2 separate regions of the Mus musculus genome follow, and region 2 is linked to region 1. The links are chromatin contacts, found by Hi-C or POLR2A ChIA-PET in ENCODE. All regions are on one chromosome and are shown on one strand. The core of a region is the stretch at or near the end of the contact, and the rest is flanking DNA. Distances in the headings are between cores, read along the strand shown. Region 1 holds the start of Sh3pxd2b (SH3 and PX domains 2B). Region 2 overlaps Sh3pxd2b (SH3 and PX domains 2B).

The links. Hi-C counts contacts between places; a loop is a spot of excess contacts on that map. ChIA-PET counts read pairs that join two places held with the same protein, here RNA polymerase II (POLR2A).
Region 2: a map of heart shows a loop between it and region 1 (2.6-fold over the local background). The contact joins the enhancer-like site here to the promoter of Sh3pxd2b in region 1. A Hi-C loop is called at or near these places in 6 of 37 maps with a recorded cell type or tissue (gastrocnemius and heart). POLR2A ChIA-PET finds 5 or more read pairs at or near these places in 3 of 5 experiments (Patski and embryonic stem cell).

Annotation. Positions count from the first base shown.
Region 1 is chr11:32,345,290-32,350,229 of GRCm38, forward strand. Sh3pxd2b (SH3 and PX domains 2B) reads left to right here and starts at 2,551. Exons shown (of 13, transcript NM_177364.4): 1 at 2,551-2,679. The coding sequence starts at 2,605.
Region 2 is chr11:32,381,026-32,385,965 of GRCm38, forward strand. It overlaps Sh3pxd2b (SH3 and PX domains 2B), which reads left to right. Exons shown (of 13, transcript NM_177364.4): 3 at 409-484. Among named protein-coding and RNA genes, the nearest start is that of Sh3pxd2b, 36 kb to the left of the region's middle. Within about 2 kb of position 2,951, at least 2 of the 3 ENCODE cell types and tissues checked have a DNase peak (open chromatin) inside an H3K27ac peak, as active enhancers do; they include gastrocnemius and heart, where a contact is called at or near this core.

The sequences.
Region 1 (4,940 bases), core at 1,301-3,800:
AAATGTCATGTCATCTCAGCAACGTCATCACAGGGAAGTACCTGTCTGTTTACACCTCCTCAACCTCCCCATCGGCAAACAGGAAGGATGACTTGTAACTCCCAGGGCTATGAGACCCTAGTAAGACAAGACCCTAGTAAGTAAAGTGCCAGGCCAGCCCCAAGCTCACAGACAGACCTCAACAAATACTGTTAGGCTGATAGCTGGGCTGGAGCAAGCTTAGGACTAAGTGAGATTTCCCTCCCACTTGATTCACAACAGCAAGAGAAAAGCACTAACCCCCTTGTAAAATTCAGCAGAGTTTAAACAGCAGAGGTCTTTTTCCTGTCATTAATCATTGGGGAAAAGCAAATAAAAGCTACAGTGAGTCACTCCTGACACCATTGAGATGGCGTGGTCAAGAACAATAGAAGAAGCAGTAAGTAAGGGGCAGGGGGGAGTGTTTGGAAAAAGCTGGGCCTCTTGTGCGCTGCTGATAGACTGGAGAGATGGCTGAGTGGTTAAGAGCATGGACTGCTCTTCCAGAGGTCCGGAGTTCAATTCCCAGCAACCACATGGTGACTCATGACCATCTGTAATGGGATCTAATGCTTGCTTCCAGCACACAGGTGTACATGAGATAGAGCCTTCCTATATATAAAATAAGTAAACAAAATTGCCACCAGGAAGACAGGCATGCAGCGCCACAAAAGAATGAGCAAATCCAGGTAGAATTACCATGCAATCCAGAACATACTCTAAAGAACTACTGAGTAAGGACTTTGAACAGACATCTGTATGTCAACATTCCCAGCAGCCTTAGTCACAATAGCCCAAGGGTGGCAACAGCCAAAGTGACCACATTTATATGAATAAAGAAAAGGAAGGGCTAGGAAACACACAATGAAAAAGTATTCAGCCACAAAAAGGAAGGAGGTTCTGAAGCAGGTAGCAAGGACGCAGATGCACCTTGTGGGTGCTTAACTAAAATGAGGCGGACACCCAAGGACAAAAGCTGCAAGGCTGAACTGTTGTGAGCGACCCAGAGTGATCCGACTCACACTCAGAAATCAGCCGGCAAGGGTGGGAGGTGGAGGATGGGGGCAAGGATGACGGGACAGGGAAGATGATGGCATTACTACAGCTACAGGCAGAGCTGGGGAACTGGGAAGTGGGAGGAGCTAGCTGATTCAGGTACATCCAACTTCTACAGTCTGTGCTTCTGCTTTGTGCAGGACATGAGAGAAACCAGCGGGTGCCTTGGGTGGCAGCTCTGCTGGGGAAGCACCTTAGGATCTGGTGCACTGGAGGGAATTACTGGGCCAGGGAGGGCCCTGGTTCCAAATGGATGCCACTCTCCACAATCTCCGAGTGGGTCAGTAAGAACAGCTTAATCAAGAGCGCCAAGAAGATAGTCCTGTGCCTGAGGCAGCACAAAGCCATCTTTGGTACAAAACTGGCTTTGGTAAAGACAATCCTCCCGCCTTGGCCTGGTACCAATCAAGTAACCCCTTCTATTAGTGAAGCCCATCCAGACCAGCCTTCAAGGCCAGAACAGCAGAAAGCACGGACAAAGAAGCCAAAAAGGCAATAGAGGGGTTTCCAGAGGGATTCAAAATAAAGTAGTCTGCAAGGCCTGCCTGGACTGACGAGAACTCTCCCTTAAGAAATTCCTCGACTGATCTATGGGTGGGGAGGTGCCTGAAGGGGAACCCCTGCTTCGTGGCTGAGAAACCACTACCTGCAGTCTGAACTTCCTATCCATGGTGTTATGTGTGTCCATCCATCCATCCATCCATCCATCCATTCATTCAGCCAGCATCTGTTAGTTACTGAGCGCCCAGCCAATGCTAGGATGAGCTAGAGAAAAGAGATGTGGAGCCACTTGTAGCTTTGCTTTGCTTAGTGTGGGGCAACCATGGGTTGGACCCACCTGCTCCATGAATCTAGAGGCTGTCCTCAGGTCCTCTGTAAAAGGCGATTAACCATCCCCTCCTGACCCCCAACTCCCAGGTGTTGTGAGATTTTAAGTGAGCATCCGTGATAATGACAGGGCACAGGGCCAGGTGTGGACTCAGTCCCCCACGGGGTCAGGGGCTTGCTACCTACCCAGCATCCCTGCTCTCTTTCACCTTCGCAGCCCTGTGCAGGGCTGCCAGGCCATTTTTGCAGTTTTTCCTCTCCCTGTCATAGACAGTAAACCCAAGAGACCTAGTGACCACCTCTCCCTGACCCCCAGCCCCCGCCCCCAGCCCTGGGGGCAAGCGATCGGATTTATAGCGACTGGCACGCCAGCGGTTCTCACACACCGAGGGGGATGGGCAACCTCCCTGAGCCCTTAACGGGAATGGAGAGCTCGAGCAAGATGCTTGGGTGCCTGGGTTTAGAGTCGCCAGGCCCGGGCGCGGGGGGCGGAGCGCGCCGTCCCGCCGGGCGCGGGGACAAAGGCCCGCGGGCGGACGTGGCCGGGCCGGGCCGGGAGGGCCCTTTAAGCAGGGTGGGCGGGCGGCGTGGAGGCGGGCAGGGGCGGGGCGCGGAGGGCGGTGGCGGCGGCGGCAAGTGCTCGGCGGCAAGGATCGCTTTGGCCCGGCCCGGCCCGCACGGCGCTGGGCGCGGAGAACGGCCATGCCGCCGCGGCGCAGTATCGTGGAGGTGAAGGTGCTGGACGTGCAGAAGCGGCGCGTGCCCAACAAGCATTATGTGAGTCGGCGTCCGCGCCACGCGGCGATCCCAGCCCCGCGCAGAACTTGTGCCCCGCGCCCTCACCGCCGTCTCCCCACGCGCCCCGGGTCCCCGCGCCCTCCCTGCTGTCTGTCTCCCCACGAGCCCTTGGTCCCTGTGCCTTCCCCGCCATCTCCCCGCTCGCCCCTTGGTCCTCGCCATCTCCTCGCGAGCTCTCGCCTTGCCCACCCGTACAAAAGTCTGGCCCCAGCCGCTGCTGCAGACTAAGACAGAAACCAGGAGAGAAACCCACGGAGCCGTGGGTCTCAGGCCACCCTCCTACCCAGAGGCGCCCAGCCTCATAGGATTAGCGAACCTAGCCCTTCATCCTTCTGTGCATGGGTCATTTGAGCGCCCCTTCCCTGTAACTTCCGCTTAACAATGTGGGAAAGTTTCCCCAGGAGTAACCCCCCTCTGTGACAGGAGAATTTTGTTTGGAGCTGCTAAGGTGTGGAGGAAATGGGTCCCTGGCATCATTTTGCAGATGGGAACGCTGAGACTCAAAGGCTGAGGATTCTCAAACGTGGACGATGGGCCTGGGGCCCACGGTGACCCTCAAGTGGGAAGTGGCCTCTCAGGCTGCTTGGGGACTTTGTTGGAGGTTGAGGTGGCCTTGGTTCCACCTCAGAGGTTCTGGGTAGTAGGACAGTGGATTTAGAGGAGGCCCTGGGGACTTCACTCCAGGTGTGAGGGGGACTGGCTTCCCTGTGGCTGTGCCAGTCCTGAAGAAGTTAACCAGGAAAGAAAAAAGCAAGAGGGAGGGAAAAAAAAATCCTAACAAAGAAGTGAGGAACAATGACTAGAGAGGGCGTTGGCTGGAGAAAGGCTGGCCAGGGGCCTCCCTGGAAGCCCCTTTGGATCTATTTGTTTAAGAGATCCATTCTTACAAAGCAGACAGCTATACATGCCTTCCCTGAGTCGCCCATAAAATTCTGAAAGGAGATGGCCGGGTATCCACTGTACTCTACAAGAAAGGGTGTGCTGTGTTCCAGTGTATTGTTATAGTCTAGGCCTTCAGTAACTCAGCCCTGGGCCAGCCAGCGGGGGGCTGCTTCCTGGACCTGTGGTATCTTTAAATAGAGCTAAGTTTTCCCTGCTTCAGAGCTCAGCTAAATTGTCTTGGTTTCCCCACCCCCACTCCCTTTCCCCCCCCCCCCCCCCTTAACTATTTCAAATGCTGCCAAGTCTTGGTTTCTTGTTGAAGCCTGTTGAGTTGCCTCTTGGGTATGGGACAGTTTTCAGCAACACACCAACTGGAGGAAGTCTGAAATTCTCCTCCATGCCGCCTTCCACCAGATCCGACAAACCAGAATAGATAGAACCACCAAGGACTGGGTGTCACCTTCTACTCCCTTGTGGTGTCACACATGTTTAGTGGTGGTCTTCTCAAGTCTGTTTCAAGGATGGGGCAGCTAACAGTAAGGAGCAGAGCAGGCCTGTTGGACCAAAGACGTTGGCCCGTCAGACCACGCCCCTTTCCACATCCCACACACCCACAGAGGCCCTGGACAGAACGCTCCCAAAACCTGGGAATCAGCTCAGACTTTTGTGGCTTTGAGGGGTACCCCTGAGGTTCTAGCCAGTTGTCCAGGGCTCCCTGAGCCAGGTATGTGTAGCCCTCTAGCTTGGGCAAGCTTAGCTCTTCGACTCCCAGGCTGCTAAATATTACTTCTTTCAGTCTCTGTGTCCTCATTTGTAAGATGTGGTGTTGATGCCTCCTCCCGAGGAAAGGGGGGGCGGCAATCATGTGACTGACATGGGGTTTCTTAACTGCAGCCCTGTGGCGTCTATGTCTCTCTGATTGAAATCATGCGAGAGCTTGTTCTTCTGTTTTCGGGCTTAGTCACCGCTGTGACGAGGGGCCTTCTCCCTGCCATCCAGTCTTTGGTTCCCCAAATGGGGGTTGGAGTATAGAAGAATGCAGCCAGAGCCATCCAGAGGAGCAGATAAGTTGGTTCTATAGTGACATCGTCCCAAATGCAGCAGCAGCAGACTGGACTATAGTGCCTGCCCCCAAGCTCCACACACAATAAGGAGTGGGTGTGGAGGCAGATGTTGGAGGCCTGGCTGATGTTACCTTGCTTCTGGCCTCTACACAGCAGCTTCCCTTTCCTCAGTTGTAAGAACAAAAATACAACCAGATATTGAGTGTGGCATGTCCCCTTGGGGACCATCTTAGTCTAGTTTCATTGTATAGCCTAGTACCTGAGGCTGGGTACTTTGTAAAAAGAAAATAACAG
Region 2 (4,940 bases), core at 1,701-4,200, 36 kb after region 1:
GGTAAGAGCACACACAGCCCTTGCTTGCAGAAGAGCCATCATTGGCGAGTTACAACAGCCTGTAAATCCAGTTCCATGTACCCTGACATTTCTGGTCTCCTAGGGCGACAGTGTGTATGTCAAACAGATGCATACACATGGACACATAATTTAAAATAAATCTTTTTTAAAAAACCAAGCAACTAAGAATGGTCTCTTGCAGCTTTTGAGCTTTCACAGTTTAGAAACTGTGGATATAAACAGTTGCTTTCCCCACGTAAGCTCTCAGATCCAGACTCCATGCCCATAGCCTCAGGTTTCTGAAAAGCTTGGTGTGAACTTCTAATTCGTCAAATCACAAACTTAAGATGTCAGAGAATGTGTATTTTGTTTTGTAAAAGGTTCTCACTTCTATTCCCTCCCATTTAGATGCAGATGTTGGACAAGTTCCCCATGGAAGGAGGACAGAAAGACCCCAAGCAGAGGATCATTCCATTTCTGCCAGGTGGGTAAGGAGTACACTCTCGGGCAGGGCAAGCCTGGTCACTTGAAGAACAGTTCCTGGTCCCCAGAAGAGCACACAAGCTCCTCCCCACATCACTGTTGGGGGAGGGGCATTGTTTCTCTCCTAGTTTACTTCTGTTGCTATGATTAACACCACTACCAAAAAACTACTTGGGGAGGAAGGTGTTTACTTCATCTTCCATTTCTCTGTCACTAACGTAGGGAAAGGTAAAAAGAAAGAGCTGACAATGAGACCAAGAAGGAAGCTGGCTCACTCACCATGGCTTGCTCAGCTTGCTCTCTTACATAGTCCAGGGCCTCCTGCTCAGAGGTGGCACCACCCACAGTGGGCTGAGCTCGTCCACAACAATTATCAATTAATGACATGCCCCCCACCCCCCCACACACAAACACAGACCAGTCTGATGGAGGCATAGAAATTTTCTGACACTTCAGATCCTTTTAACCTCCTTGTGAGAGAATGCTGTCTGCTTAGAAGGGTAGTCAGCTCTACACCCGTGTCACAAAGGAGGAACTGGGTCCCGGAGGAACTACAAACACATGCATAGGTGCCAGATCTGGGATGCAAACAGGGTTGCTGGCTTCAAGCTTCATGCTTGGAGTCACTTCCAACTTTGTCACCTTGGGCACACACACACCCAACTTTGGCAAATGACTCAGTAGCATGTGAATTCTACTCAATTCTTCCAAATTGGAGATGAGAATGGTCGTATAAAGATGGTGCCGGTGAAGACTGACAGGTCACTGAGGTTGTCGCTCACTTGATGTTGTTGCTCATATATGACAGGCACATTAACAGTCTCCCCAGGTACCCAGGGTTTGGAGAACTCACCATTTTCCTCCTTTCTTGGATCCCTATAAATGTATTTTTTTATTCATCTGATATAATTGTTATCTCTGAGGCTTACTACCTCAGTCTGCTAACCTAAACCTTGTCCTGGAAGCTTCTAGCCTCTGTACAATCTAATCTATGCCTAAGATGTTTTCAGCCTCTGAGACTTACTACTGAATAAGCTTACCCTTTCTAGTTCTTTCTGTGCTCTGGCCGACTGGTTCACCCTTGCTGTTCTGGCTCAAACTTCTCTCCAAGCTGACTGATTTAATCTGGCTTCTCTCTCTTGGTTGGCCTCTGCTGAATTGTTCTGCTTGGCCTCATACTAACTTTGGCAGTATGTTTCTAATCTTCTGGCTCCTTCTCATTCTCTGGCTTACTCAGTCTTCACCTGTGTCTAGCTTGTTCTCTCTCTCTCTCTCTGCAACCTGTCTCTGTACAACTGTCCCAGTAAACTACCCCCTCCCTCCCTCTCTGCCCTGCTCTCTTAAGTAACCTCCTCTTCCTCTCTCTTCCCCTGAGAGTTGGACATAACCTATTCAGTCAAATCTTTCTCTGATTAATCTCTTTGTCTGCCACTCAATTAGACATCACTTTGAAACATGAGTGCTTCCTTCTACAAAATAACTTTACCTCCATTGTTTGGGATTAAAGGTGTGTCACCCCAAGGGCTGAGCCATACTACAACTAGAAACAGGTTATTTTTGTTGTTGTTGTCCAGTAAATAATACAATCTTGGGTTTCACAGTGTGATCAAATATCCTGCAACAGGTCTCTATTCACACCAGTGCTCATTCAATAGGTTCTCAGGCACTATCAGCCTGGCTGGGTTGAGCAAGTGTTTTCTAGGCCCCCTCTGCTGAGAGAATCCTTAGGGGAAAAAAAAAAACAAAGACAAAAACAAAAACAAAACAAAACAAAAGAAACTAACGTTTTTAAGTCTCTCCACTGGGAAAACATCAACTGCACTGGAATTTTTCCCCCAGTGAAGAGAACCCCATGTACCAGATACAATAGCCAAAACTCAGGGCTACAAAGCACACATTTTGGAGTCAAACTTCTTCAGCCCCGTGATTTTAATCACCATCCCCAGCCTCCCCCTCCCCTGCCCCTCTATTTCCACATCTGCTAAATAAGACAGCGACTCTGCTTCCCAAAGTTCAGTTCCTGGCACAGAATAGGCTCTTAGCAAAGGCGGTAAGAAAGGAGAGTTGGGGGGCCCTTCCTTTGGGGGTTCTCAGTTTTGTATTTTGGAGTCATTCTGGAATGAGCAGAATGTTTAAGTTCAGCCTAAAATACAACCTTTTTTCAAGAAAGAGAAAGGCAGCAGTAAGATGTAGCTTTTTTCTGGATGAAAGAAAGTCAGCTCTGGAAAACTTCCCAAGGCAGAAAACTTGAGCCCGACCCTCTCCCCGGCTCTTAAAAGCCTTTGTGGTTACGTAATACTTTTCCAGCAAGAATTCATGAAAATGCTGCTCACAAGATCTAACCCCTTTGTCTCTGTGCCCAGTTCCAGCTTAGGATTCCCAGGGGCCCCAAGACCTTCTGAACCTCCCCGCCCCCCCCCCCCCCCAGCTATTCGCCAGGCCAACACTGTGGGCAGGAAATGGGTCTCCTCTCCTGAGGTCAATTCTCTAGCCAGACTGCCTTGTCAGCAAGACAAAGGCAAGTTTCATGTTAGCACAAAGGCGGGGGAGAGGGCCCAGCCTGTGCGGACTTTCCATCCCAGCAAGGGCTGGGGAGGCCAACTTGGCAGAGGAGATGACCTGAAAACTAAGAATTACAGTTTGGCCTTCTTCCACTGTGGAAAACAAAAGCCACCCATTCCCACCAAAGCTGTCTCTCTCCTGAACACCCTTTCCACTCCAGTATGGAGGTAGCCCACCATCCTTTCTTCCTCACCCTCCCATCCGCCCCAGACTCACCAAACCCACAGGTACCAACAACAAGAAGGAACCACTGTGAGCATTGGCCAGGCTGCCTGGAGACTGGCCTGAGCGTAACCTGGCTCAGACGTGGTTGACTGGCCCCAGAGAGCTCGCATGGGAGAAAGAATTAGCATGTCCTTATCTAGACTGTCACACGCATGCTCATGCTTTGGGGACACACAGTAATTACTCCTTTGTAATGAAGACAACAAAACAAAGCCCTATTCTCCCCATTCACAGGCTCCAGAGGTGATCGGCTCCTAGGCACTAGGTGTAGGAGGGATTGGCTGTAACTACCTAATGTGCCTCAAAGTCCCTGCCTCAGTATCCCCAAAGTCCCTACAAACCCAGGGAGGAGTTTCCCCCCACTGAGCTCCTTCTGGGTGAAGCTTTGGCATTGGTTTCTGGCTCCCTTTGCTTTCTATTGCTTTGATAAAACTCCACCACCAAACACGAGTAGGAGAATAAAGGGTTTGTTTGGCTTGTATGTCCATGTCACAGTCTACTACTGAGGGAAGTCAAGGCAGAGCCATGAGGAGTGCTGCTCTTTGGCTAGCCCCTGGATCATTCAGCCACCTGTGACACTACCCACAGTTGATTGGACCCTCCCAAATCAATCCTTAACCAAGACAATACTCTACTCTATAGGTTTGCCTACAGGCCTGTCTTATGGAGACACTTTCTTTTCTTTTCTTTTTCTCTTTCTTTTTCTTTTTTCTTTTTTGTAAAAGGTACAAGAAGCTGTGTTTGGTGGGTAAGCATCAGATTTCTTACTGCACCTAGAGCAGCCAGGGATGGAAATGTTTTCTCTAGACACTTAGCAGCCAATTTAAAACTTTCTTAAATATGAAATGTATTCACTCACCCTTACCAAGCCCAAGCTCACCAAGCCTACCTTCATCAGGACCACCCTTACCATACCAACCCTTCTCACCACCCTTACCACATCCAATCTCACCATGCCAATCCTTACCACACCCACCCTTACCATGCCCACCCTTACTACCACCATTATCCTCTTGTGTACCACCACTACTGAGACCAACATCACATTCTTATTTAAAGATCCCACTTTTTTAAAAAGTATAAAATATAACTATTCATACAAAATAACTGAATTTCTCATCATCAATAGAAATGACATAATGACATAGCAATAATCCTGAGAATTAGAGTTATAACTTTGATAAACTTAATGATAAACTTCCTGATACATAGCAGAAACTTAAATATCGGCTGGGTGGAAATCTGTTGATTTTTTTTAAAAAACAAAATTTTTATTAGATATTTTCTTCATTTACATTTCAAATGCTATCCCAAAAGTCCCCTATACCCTACCTCTACCCTGCTCCCCAACCCACCCACTACCACTTCCTGGCCCTGGCGTTCCCGTTCCCCTGTACTGGGGCATATAATCTTTGCAAGACCAAGGGCCTCTCCTCCCAATGATGGCCAACTAGGCCATCCTCTGCTACATATGCAGCTAGAGACATGAACTCTGGGGGTGCTGGTTAGTTCATATTGTTGTTCCTCCTATAGGGTTACAGCTCATTGGGTTCTTTCTCTAGCTCCACCGTTGGGGGCCCTGTGTTCCATCCAATGGAGACATTTTCTTATGTGAGGTTTCCTTTTTAGATAACTCTAGCTTGTATCAATGTGACCAAACAACAACAACA